Regions from separate parts of the Mus musculus genome. Here region 2 is linked to region 1. Evidence: chromatin loops called from intact Hi-C (ENCODE). Cell type or tissue: heart. All regions are shown on one strand. Each heading gives the region's core, and the rest is flanking DNA. Links, peaks and the distances in the headings are about the cores only. Region 1 overlaps Hyou1 (hypoxia up-regulated 1). Region 2 holds the start of Ccdc153 (coiled-coil domain containing 153).

Region 1 (5,374 bases), core at 1-5,000:
GGTTTCCCTCTAGGCCAGACTGAAGAGGCGAAACCCATTTTAGAACCTGACAAAGAAGAGACTGGTGAGTTGGGGACCTGGGGAATGAGACATTTCATTAGTCTAGGGGCAGGCAAATTGGCAAGTATGCTCTATTTCAGGTCGGTGAATGTGGTGGCCTTTAGTTTTTAGAAGCATTGCGTTTTCTTTGGAAAAAAAACAAGGGCAAAGACAGGCTGGGGAGATGGCTCAGTGGTAAGTGCTTAATTGCACAGTGTGAGGCTAAGAGTTGAGATCCCCAGCACCCTTGTAAATGCCATGCAGCCAGGCTGCCCATTTACTATGCCAGGTGGAAGAGAAAGGTGGCTAAAGCAGGTGTGTTAGCTTATCTAGATGAAGTACCAACTCCAGATTCAAGTGAGAGACCTTCCCCAAATATATAAGAAAGTAAGCAACGAGCCGGGTGTGATGGCGCACACCTTTAATCCCAGCACTTGGGAGGCAGAGGCAGGTCTTGTCTACAAAGTGAGTTCCAGGACAGCTGGGGCTATACAGAGAAACCCTGTCTCGGGGCGGGGGGGGGGGCGGGGAAGAAAGCAAGCAAGCAACGAGGAAGAAACCCTGCATCAACCTCTGGCCTCCACATGCATGGGCAAAACATATACTTTTTTGTTGTTGTTTTGTTTTTGTTTTTTGAGATAGGGCTTCTCTGTGTGTAATCCTGATTGACCTGGAACTTGCTTTGTAGACCAGGCTGGCCTTGAACTCAATAGATTCACCTGACTCTGCCTCTCAAGGGCTGGTATAAAGGCATACACTACCACACCTGGCTTATATATTCTTTTTTTCTTTCTTCCTTCCTTTTCTTTCTTTCTTTCTTTCTTTCTTTCTTTCTTTCTTTCTTTCTTTCTTTTCTTTCTGACTGTTTCTTTCTATAGCCCTAGACCAGAGAAATGTAAAAATTTGTGGGAGAAAGGTCTGGAGAGATGACTCAATGCTTAAGAGTTCCGGCTCCTCTTCAGTGAAGTCAGTTTCTGTTTTCAGCTTGTAGCTGATGGCTCACAACTGTCTGTAACTCCAGTTCCAGAGGACCTGATTCCCTATTCTGGCCTCCCAAGGCACATATATAGTGCACAGGCATATGTGCAAGCACAACACCCATAAACATTAAATAAAAATTTAAAAAAGAAAAAAGGGAGACACCCCAGATGTGGCTCACACATCTTCTATGTGTACCACTGGATTTGTAGGTCTCACTTGTTTAGTGACTGGCCTTTTCCTTCTAAAATGCAGGTACGGAACCAGCAGACTCGGAGCCTCTGGAATTAGGAGGTCCTGGAGCTGGTAAGAGAGGAGCCTGGGGCATTGGCAGCTTGTTAGGGTTGGAGGGAAAGAAGAGGCTGTTGAGCCTTACACTGCTATTCTCCTCCCCTCCCCCTCCAACAGGACCTGAACAGGAAGAGCAGTCAGCAGGACAGAAGCGGCCTTCAAAGAACGATGAACTATAACCCCAGCTCCTGCCTTCCGACTTGGCTCCAGCCCCTTCTCCTACCACCTCTATTTATTATACATCAGGGTTGGAGTGGGGGTTGGTCCCTCAGGGGCTCAAGTTCCTTCTCTCAGCTGGGACAGGAGGTGGCTGCTCAGTCCTAGAGTAGCTCTATGGGTGAAACCGGCTCTAGTTCTGTCCCCAGCCCCACCCTCTGGTCTCCTACTCTCTGGCCCTGTGTTTGGGAAAAATCACTATTATGTCTTAATTCTTTGCCTGTGGGTAAGTGAGAGAATGGCTGCCAGTAGTTGTTGGAGACCTGGTAGTGGGAAGGATGTTATGGGTCACTGGAAAGTGGCCAGTCTTCACAGCATCCTTTCATCTTTTCCTCTTCCACAAAATCAGTGTCCTGTTTGGGCCAGTGTCTACAGAGCCTCAGTCCCACTTGGTTTCTGAGTGCCTCTTTTCTCTTCTGTGTCTTCTCTTCCCTTGTCCTTCCTCCTTGGCTCTTCTGTCCTTTCCTTCCCTGTGCAGACAGGACTATGGTCTTCTTGCCCAAAGACTTTCATCTGGACTGTCTATAGAGTAAATATGCTCTCATGGTTCATGCGACCCCTGGTGGCTGGAGTAAGCGGGGAGCAGGCAAGAAGGGAAAGCCCTGTAGCCCTGAATGGGTTGTTGGACCCAGGACAGTACAGGTCCGGAGAGTGGCTGGCAAGGATGCAAGTATACTGCAGGCACTCGACATCCTTGTCAGCCCCAGTTCCTGTGACACCTACCCCTTCATGCTCTTTCCTCCTTCCCCCTGGGCTGACCAAAAATGTGCTATCTACTGTGAGCCCCTTTCCCAAGACCCTGGGGGACGGAGAGACCATGGAGTGAATGTAAAAATGCCACCTCACTCTCAGGCAAGCTTTGTGGGTAAAGACGAGGGGTCAGGGTTCAACTTGACAGTGTACTTCGCTAGGAAGGAGAGGCCCTTGCCTGCTATAACCATGCCTAGAGTGCCTGTCCTCCAGTATTGCACCTGTAGCCGGAGCTAGGGCCACCCCAGTGCAGGGGCAAAGCAAACCTGATGTCAGTCGTTTTGTCTTTTCTACCCCAACCTCACCCTCTCACCCTACTTTCCACCCCCCACCCCGCCTTTTTTTTTTTTTTTTTTTTTTTTTTGTGCCACATTGGCAGAGGGGCCTATAGGTCCTTCACTGTTCCCTCCTGTGTGTTGGAGTTCTTTAGTTAGCAGTTCAGGCTGGTTGGACAGGTTTGAATCAAATTGTACTTTGTTCCATTGTTAATTGAGAAACTGTTTCAATAAAATATTCTTTTCTATAGGTTGTATGTGTTTGCTTCTTCCCTCCCTTGTTTGTCTGTTTGTTGTGTGTTTTCACACAGGTAGTGTATGAGTCAGGTTTCCTGAGGTTGGCCTTGGTTTCCTGACCCTCCTGCCTCCACCTGTCCAATGCTGAAATTGAGATACCACATACAGGTTATTTTTAGAGATTCATTTTATTTGATTTATATGAGTACACTGTAGCTGTCTTCAGACACTAGAAGAGGGCATCAGATTCCATTACAAATGGTTGTAAGCCATCACTCCAGTCCCCAATGCAGTTTTTAGATTTGGAATTTGGTTACATTGAAAAAAAGTAATTGTTTGCTGTAACAATCATATTTAATGTGATAAGATAGAAAGTTCGAAATCCATACCAGAAAATGGCTTTTCAATGAATCTGAGAAGCCCACTGCCAGACTTGGGTGCACAGTTCTTGTGATCCATGTGTGTCTCTTACTGCCTTATCTCGAATCTGTACTGAAACATTACCAGGCCTTTGACCCAGCATTCTGCAGGCAGAGGCAAGGGAGCTCCTGGAGTTTAAGCCCAGCTTGGCTTGCATAGCAAGTTGTAAGCCATCCCGAAGCTTACCATGAGGCCCTGTCTCAAAATACAAAGCAACTGGGAGGTGGCAGCACAGGCCTTGAATCCCAGTGCTCAGGAGGCAGAGGCAGGTGGGTCTTCAAGGCCAGCCTGGTCTACATGGACTCTGTCTCAAAAACAAAACGAAACAAAATCTCAAACTTAACACAAGTGGATAGATGAACCAACCAGAGAGAGATCTGTGAACAGAAAAAAATACAAAGCTGGTCACACATGGTGGTACAGGCCTTTAAGCCCAGCACTCAGGAGGCAGAGGCAGGCAGATCTTCCAGGCCAGCCTGATCTACAACGGGAGTCTAAGACATGCAGGGCTCATACCGTGAAACAATGTCTCAAAAAGCCAAAAATAAAAATAGTTGGAGAGACTGAACAAAGGCACCTGTGAGTGACAGTTCACATCTGTGAAGGGAAATTACTTATTGGTGACTGACAGCTAATGAAAATGAGGTGGCTAGCTGGGCGTGGTGGCACACGCCTTTAATCCCAGCACTCGGGAGGCAGAGGCAGATGGATTTCTGAGTTCCAGGCCAGCCTGGTCTACAAAGTGAGTTCCAGCTATACAGAGAAACCCTGTCTCGAAAAACAAAAACAAGCAAAAACAAAAAATGAGGTGACTTATCATTTTGTAATTGGTAAGTTCCAATATTGTAGAAAGACACAAGCATGCTTAGGCTTATAATGGTACACTGGCTTTTGTGTGTGTGTGTGTGTGTGTGTTTAGTGTGATTGTGGTCATGTGGTTGAATGAGAATATTTTTGTTTTTACAGCAATATAGCTCAAAATTGAAATTGAAGTTTAATGATACAGCAACTAGCTTTCATACGGGCATGTTATGGATATTTATTGAGGGAAATTAGGTAAACTTTACCTAATGTTTGTCGAAGTCAAGTTATTCTTGAAACCTTGGGGTAGGTTTGAAACTTCCCCAAATAAATAATAGATTGGTTAGTCTGAGTAGTAATTACAGAGCTGATACACAATGGGGGTGGACTTTATTTTGTGAGGTTTGTCTTAACACATGAGAGAAGTTTAACACATAAGAGAACTTTATTTTTTTTTAGATTTATCTTAACATGGAATGCCAGATTTTAAGAAAAAATGTATGGGCCTGGAGAGATGGCTCAGTGGTTAAGAGCACTGACTGTTCTTCCAGAGGTCCTGAGTTCAATTCTCAGCAACCATATGGTGGCTCACAACCATCTGTAATGGCATCAGATGCTCTCTTCTGGTGTGTTTGAATACAGCTACAGTGTATTCATATACATTAATAAATCTTTTTTTAAAATGTATGGCTGGGCAGTGGTGACACACACCTTTAATCCTAGCACTTGGGTGGCAGAGGCAGGCAGATTACTGAGTTTGAGGCCAGCCTGGTCTACAGTGTGAGTTCTAGGACAGCCAAGGCTACACAGGGAAACCCTGTCTTGAACACACACACACGCGCGCGCGCGCGCACACAGACACACACACAGACACACACACACACCACCAAAAAAAGTACTGACTTCTCTTCCAGAGTTCCTGAGTTCAATTCCCAGCAACCACATGATGGCTCACAACCATCTGAAATGGAGTCTGATGCCCTCTTCCGGTGTGTCTGAAGACAGCTACAGTTGATTTACTCATAAGTAAACAAACAAACAAATAAATCTTAAAAAAAAAAGTTTAGCTATCCCCCAGCCCCAACAAACAATTTCGTTTAGTTATATGTGTATGCATGACATCTGCACACATGAACTAGAGGTGGTTGTAAACCATTCCATGCAAGTGCTAGAAACCAAACTCCTGTACTCTGCAAGAGCAGTGTGTGTTCTTAAGTGCTGAACCTTCTCTGTCTTTTAAGTGCTGAGATTACAAGTGTGAGCTAATATGCCTAAGGGGAGATTCCCTGTTCCAATTCAATCTCTCTCTCTCTCTCTCTCTCCACCTCCTTCCCTTCCCTTCCCTTCCCTTCCCTTCCCTTCCCTTC
Region 2 (5,374 bases), core at 305-5,304, 150 kb before region 1:
GGGCCAGGGCTTGGTGCCTCACACTTTGCTGAACCCACACCAATCTTGTAAAAGTTAAAAAGCAACACACATGGGCCACACTGAGCCAGACTTCCTCCCGTGTGAGTTAATGATAAGTCAGAGACACCTACAACCAGAAAAATATTTATTATTCATCGTCCTAAGCAACGGTTGTTTTCCTTTTTCTTTTCTCCCCCTCCTCCCTTTTCTCTTTTGGTGACAGGTCTCAATGTGATTCCCATGCTGACATTAAATATCTGGTTCAAAGCATCCTCCTCGAAGAGCCTCCCAAGTAGCTATGTCACCCTGCTTAGCTCACAGTTCCTGGAGGCCAGTGGATCTCAACCTGTGGTCCCCTAAGGGATCCTCAGGGGCCACCTAAGACCATTGGAGAACACAGATATTTACATTATAATTCATAACAATAGCAAAATTACAGCTATAAAGCAACAATAGAAATAATTTTTGGTTGGGGTTCTCAAGGAACTGTCGGAAAGCGTCACGGCATTAGGAAGGGGGAGAGCCGGTGGTGTAGGCCAAGGCCACTGTGTTTTTGATCAGGTCACATTTCTTTTAATATATAAATAACCAATGTCCTATTTGAATAAAAGTGAATGATTGTCCCTCTTATATATCTCCTCAATACTCTTGTCCAGATCAGGCTGTGGTGCACAGCTTTAATTCCAGCCCTGAAAAAACAGAGGTAGAGGCCCCAATCTAGGAGTTCCAGGTCAGTCAGAGCTACACGTAAGTCCCTTTCTCAAAAGACAAGCAAACAGAAGCCATCCTGGATAGATCTTATTCAAAGGAGGACAGGGAGCCAACAAGATGGCTTAGTCGGTAAAGGTATGTGCTGCCAGACTCAACGACCTGGGTTCAATCCCACAGATCCACATGGGAGAAGGATAGAACCAAGTCCCCATGGGCTGTCCTCTGACCACACACTAAATGTAATACAAGTTTTTAAGATTTAATTTTAACAATCTGAATGTGTGTGTGCACTTGAATGGGTCTTCTCCAAGAGCAGCGTGTACCCTTAACTACTGACCCATTTCTCCAGCTTCCCCAGCCCAAAAAAAAAAAAAAAAAAAATTAACAGAGACAGTGAGATCAGAAACGATCTTTCCTATCGTCGCTTCTAAACTGAAGTCAATAAAAAGAGAAGGGAAGGTTGGCCTTTTTCTCACAGTTTTTATTTGGTTTGTTTTCTAAAGAGGGGCTGAATTGCTGAGCACAACGCCAACCCCTTTCTGGGTTCCGTTGGGACCAGTTCATCACGTGACACATGGCACCTTTTTTTTTCTCCACTTCACCTTGACCTCAAACCACATCCTGATCCTGCACCTGAGAGTCAGTTGACTGAACTCATTTGTAAAATACACGATCTCCTAAAACATGAGGTCTAGGTTGTGTTCTGTCATCCCCAATGTGTCCTTCCAAGCACAAACGTGAGTGACAGAGATTCAGGGAAAGAAGTCCCTGAGAAGCTCCTGGGAAAGGACCGGAGATTCTAAAGGAAGAATAAATGAAAACGTGATGAAAAATGAGATTTCTCCATATCTGAGACCTGTGTACGGGGTCACCAGCCCTACGTTACAGGGGCTGTAAGCATCACAACGACAAGTAGGACTCTTTGCTCTATAAAGTGTCCAGAGCCGGGGCTGGAGACATGGCTCGGCAGTTAAAAGTGAGTCCTGCTCATGAAGAGGACTCGAATTTGGTTTCCAGCACCACACTGGTGGGCTGCTCACAACTACCCGTAACTCCGACTCCAAGGGACTCCAAAGCTCTCTTGTAGCCTCCCCCGCCCCCCGGCACTGTGCTCACAAACCCACACATAAAGAACATAATCAAAAATAAAAATTAAAACTCTCTCTTACAGTATCTAAAGTGCTACGGAGTTAAATAAAACAGGTATTGACCTTCCGCTTGCTCTGGAAGTGATTTCATAGTCCCACATCTTGTGTCTGTTTCGGCAGATTTGCTTCTAATAATATGCAACTGACCAACATTTTCAGGGACTAGAATGGACAGACATGCCTAAAAAGGATCTGTAGGTTCCATAATCCACAGGGAGGAAGGCTTGTTTAAATTCTATGTATGGTGACATTATGGTGCCCAGAGATGGCACAGGTCCAGACGGATCTCTCCCAGATGGAGGGAGGGCTTCCCGTCATGCTTTCTGCCAACAATCAAATTTTAATTATACATAAGATACTAAAAAACACCCCGTAAAGGGGATCTCCCCCAATATTGCCCAAGAAATTACCAACTGCAAACTTTAGGAGGTGCAGGCGGTCAAGCAAGTCCACTAGAGGGAGCCCTAAGCAACTTTATGCTGCAGGGAGCCTGGGGGCTGCTAAACCCCTGCCTGCAGATTAAACCTCATAAAGAAATAGTGGGAGAAGGCAAGATTGACTGGAGAGGGAAAAAGGAGTCCTGTAAACACTGCACTGACGTCTGGGGATTTCAGGAGCTACAAAACTTATACACCAAGAAATACAAGCTGAGCAAAATTAAGTAGCTGAACTCCAGACTCTTGTCTAATTTGTGTTCCTCTTTGTGGGTCAGCATCCTTTCAACTACCTGTGTCAGAACATGTTTCCCTCACACACCACAGTAGCCTTTTTGAGGCAAACCTTCAGGTTGTTGTTTAAAAAAAAACAAAAACAAAAACAAAAAACAAAAAACAAACAAAACATTTATTTATTTATTTTATGTATCTGGTGGTCTTCAGACACACCAGAAGAGGGCATCCGATACCATTACAGATGGATGTGAACCACCATGCTGTTGCTGGAAATTGAACTCGGGACCTCTGGGAGAGCAGCCAAGTGCTCTCAACCACTGAGCCATCTCTCCAGCCCCCAAACCTTCTGTTTTAAAGTAAATAATGTCACTGTGTTCACACGAAACCTCCAGATATAAAGTAGCTGTGATGGCCGCTATCCCTGCTTTCCCTATGTCTTGCAAAACACTGCTCTCCCAGACTGCAAGTTTGTAGATTCCTAGCCTGGAGAGTCTCCAGACCACAGGTAGTGCCTGTGTAGACATGAATAATAGCTATTCGGCTCCTAAGCCTCTTCTTTAGGGCTAGGATATGGAGGTAAAAAGAGAAGCTTTCCTTTGTATGAGCTGATTTAGCTCACCCACCTGCCTGAGTTTTCCAGTTGCCTGGACAACGTGCAGTATCCAGAAACCCAACATCCCAGTTCTTGGTCCCACCTCTTGAGGAAGTTTTACACCTTGGATTGGCTCCCAGGACCCAGGCTCCTCCCTAGACTCAATCTACTTGGGTCTCTCTTTACTGTCCCCATGACATGTCATTTCCCAGGGAGACACCACACAAGCAACAGAAAGTCTTGCAGGTAGGTAGGAAGGAGGAGAGTACACAAGTTGGGGAGAGAGAAGGGATGTCCAGAAGTTTCTCTAAGAAGCTGACTGCTGCACATAGGATTGTTCTCCCTCAGTGATCCCAGCCCTCCCTAAGGGTCCCAGAGACCAAGAAATGAAGCTTCTATAGAAGTGTAAGATGCACTGGGAGACTGGCACTCTGATGCTCCAGAAACCCCCAACCAACTCAGTGTAAGAGTCAGGAAAGCCTGTCTGTATGCTGACCTACATAGGTCTTCCCTTCGTCAGGACAGCGGGATGCCACCTAAAACCAAAGGAAGGGGGAGAAAAGCTGAGGCACGGAAGAAGAAAAAGAATTCAAGTCCTGGTGAGTCACCATGGGTGAAGGCCAGTGCCCCTGCATGTCCATGTCCACACCAAGGTCCTTAGAGGGAATCCAGCTCCCTGGGCAACAAGACAGAGGGCGTTTGTTTTGGTTTTGTCTTTTGTTCTTTTGACACAGGGTCACTAAGAAACCCAGGCAAGCCTCAAACGTATCCTCCTAGTCCTCCTAGTGCTGGGACAGCCTGGTGCTCACAATGCCTGGCATTAGTTAGGCATTGACACCACAGTTGGCTAAAGTGAGGCTCTCTTGCCCTCCTCTTCAGAGCCCTGAGTTCAGATTCGGCCAGGCTGGGGACCGGAGACTGCCTCTCTCCCCCTGGAGCCCCCTCTAGTCCTTTGCCTCTGTCATCTGTTTCACCCTTCTTTTGAGCACACACCAAGTACAAGGCAGTGAAGGCTTGGCTATGAATTTGTCAGATTTTGGCATTGGGTATCAGTGATCTTCCCCCATCCTGCAAAAAGTGCGGGAGGAAGACAGGGCAGGGGCGAGATCAGCGTAGCCTAAGACTCCGTGGTTTGCCACGACAGGTGTGGAGGCTGAGGCCAAGCACAGGCTGGTGCTGCTCGAGAAGGAGCTGCTTCAGGACCGCTTGGGTAAGGAGTGTGGAGCCTCAGGAGACAGCAGCAATGACAGGTCCTAGTCAGGGTTATCACTGCTGTGAAGAAACACCACAACCAAAGCAACGTGGGGAGGAGATGGTTTATCTGGCTTGCGCACCCAAAGCACTGTTTATTATTGAAAGAAGTCAGGAGAGGAGCTAGGAGCCTGGAGACAGGAGCTGATACGGAAGTCATGGAGGGGTGCTGCTAATTGGCTTGCTCTCCATGGCTTGCTCAGCCTGCTTTTTTATAGAACCCAGGACCACCAGCAAAGGGGTAGCACCACCCACAATGGGCTGGGCCCTCCCCATCATTCACTGATTAAGAAAATGCCCTATAGGCTTAACTATAGCCAGATCTTATAGAGGCATTTTCTTTCTTCCTTCCTTCCTTCCTTCCTTCCTTCCTTCCTTCCTTCCTTCCTTCCTTCCTTCCCTCCCTCCCTCCCTCCCTCCCTCCCTCCCTCCCTCCCTCTCTCTTGTTTGTTTGTTTGTTTTTTGAGACAGGGTTTCTCTGTATAGCCCTGGCTGTCCTGGAACTCACTTTGTAGACCAGGCTGGCCTCGAACTCAGAAATCCGCCTGCCTCTGCCTCCCAAGTGCTGGGATCAAAGGCGTGCGCCACCATGCCCGGCTTCTAATCTTTTTTAAAAAAAGATTTATTTATTTTATGTACATGAGTGTACTGTCCCTGTCTTCAGACACTCCAGAAGAGGGTATCCCATTACAGAAGATTGTGAGTCACCATGTGGTTGCTGGGATTTGAACTCAGAACCTCTGGAAGAGCAGTCAGTGCTCTTAACCGCTGAGCCATCTCTCCAGCCTGAGGCATTTTCTCAGTTGTGGCTCCCTCCTCTCTGATAATTCTAGCTTGTGTCAAGTTGACATAGAACTATCCGTGCAGCCTTGGCATACGTGGCATCTCTGGGTTCTTGGGGAACTGGAAGTGTGGACTATGTCCAGGGCTAATTCTCTGTTGGCAAGGATTGTGAGGAAGGGCTAGACAATGAAGATTGATGAAGAAGTTGTTCTTCCCCC

Evidence for each region. Hi-C counts contacts between places; a loop is a spot of excess contacts. Peaks named below come from ENCODE experiments on the same cell type or tissue, not always from the same donor. Only the 100,000 strongest peaks of a DNase experiment are listed, where the experiment ranks them.
Region 2: a loop joins it to region 1, with 7 times the contacts of the local background. A loop is called at or near these places in 6 of 42 quality-filtered maps.

What each region holds. Positions count from the first base shown.
Region 1 is chr9:44,389,564-44,394,937 of GRCm38, forward strand. Hyou1 (hypoxia up-regulated 1) reads left to right here. Exons shown (of 26, transcript NM_021395.4): 24 at 14-64; 25 at 1,273-1,323; 26 at 1,426-2,806. The coding sequence ends at 1,487. Among named protein-coding and RNA genes, the nearest start is that of Gm26306, 3.7 kb to the right of the region's middle. In heart, for the core only: a CTCF peak has its summit at 2,097 (motif pointing left); a DNase peak (open chromatin) is centred at 2,118.
Region 2 is chr9:44,237,356-44,242,729 of GRCm38, forward strand. Ccdc153 (coiled-coil domain containing 153) reads left to right here and starts at 3,322. Exons shown (of 7, transcript NM_001081369.2): 1 at 3,322-3,368; 2 at 3,643-3,721; 3 at 4,267-4,332. The coding sequence starts at 3,652. In heart, for the core only: a CTCF peak has its summit at 2,313 (motif pointing right); no DNase peak of the experiment used is centred there; H3K27me3 peaks cover 605 bases.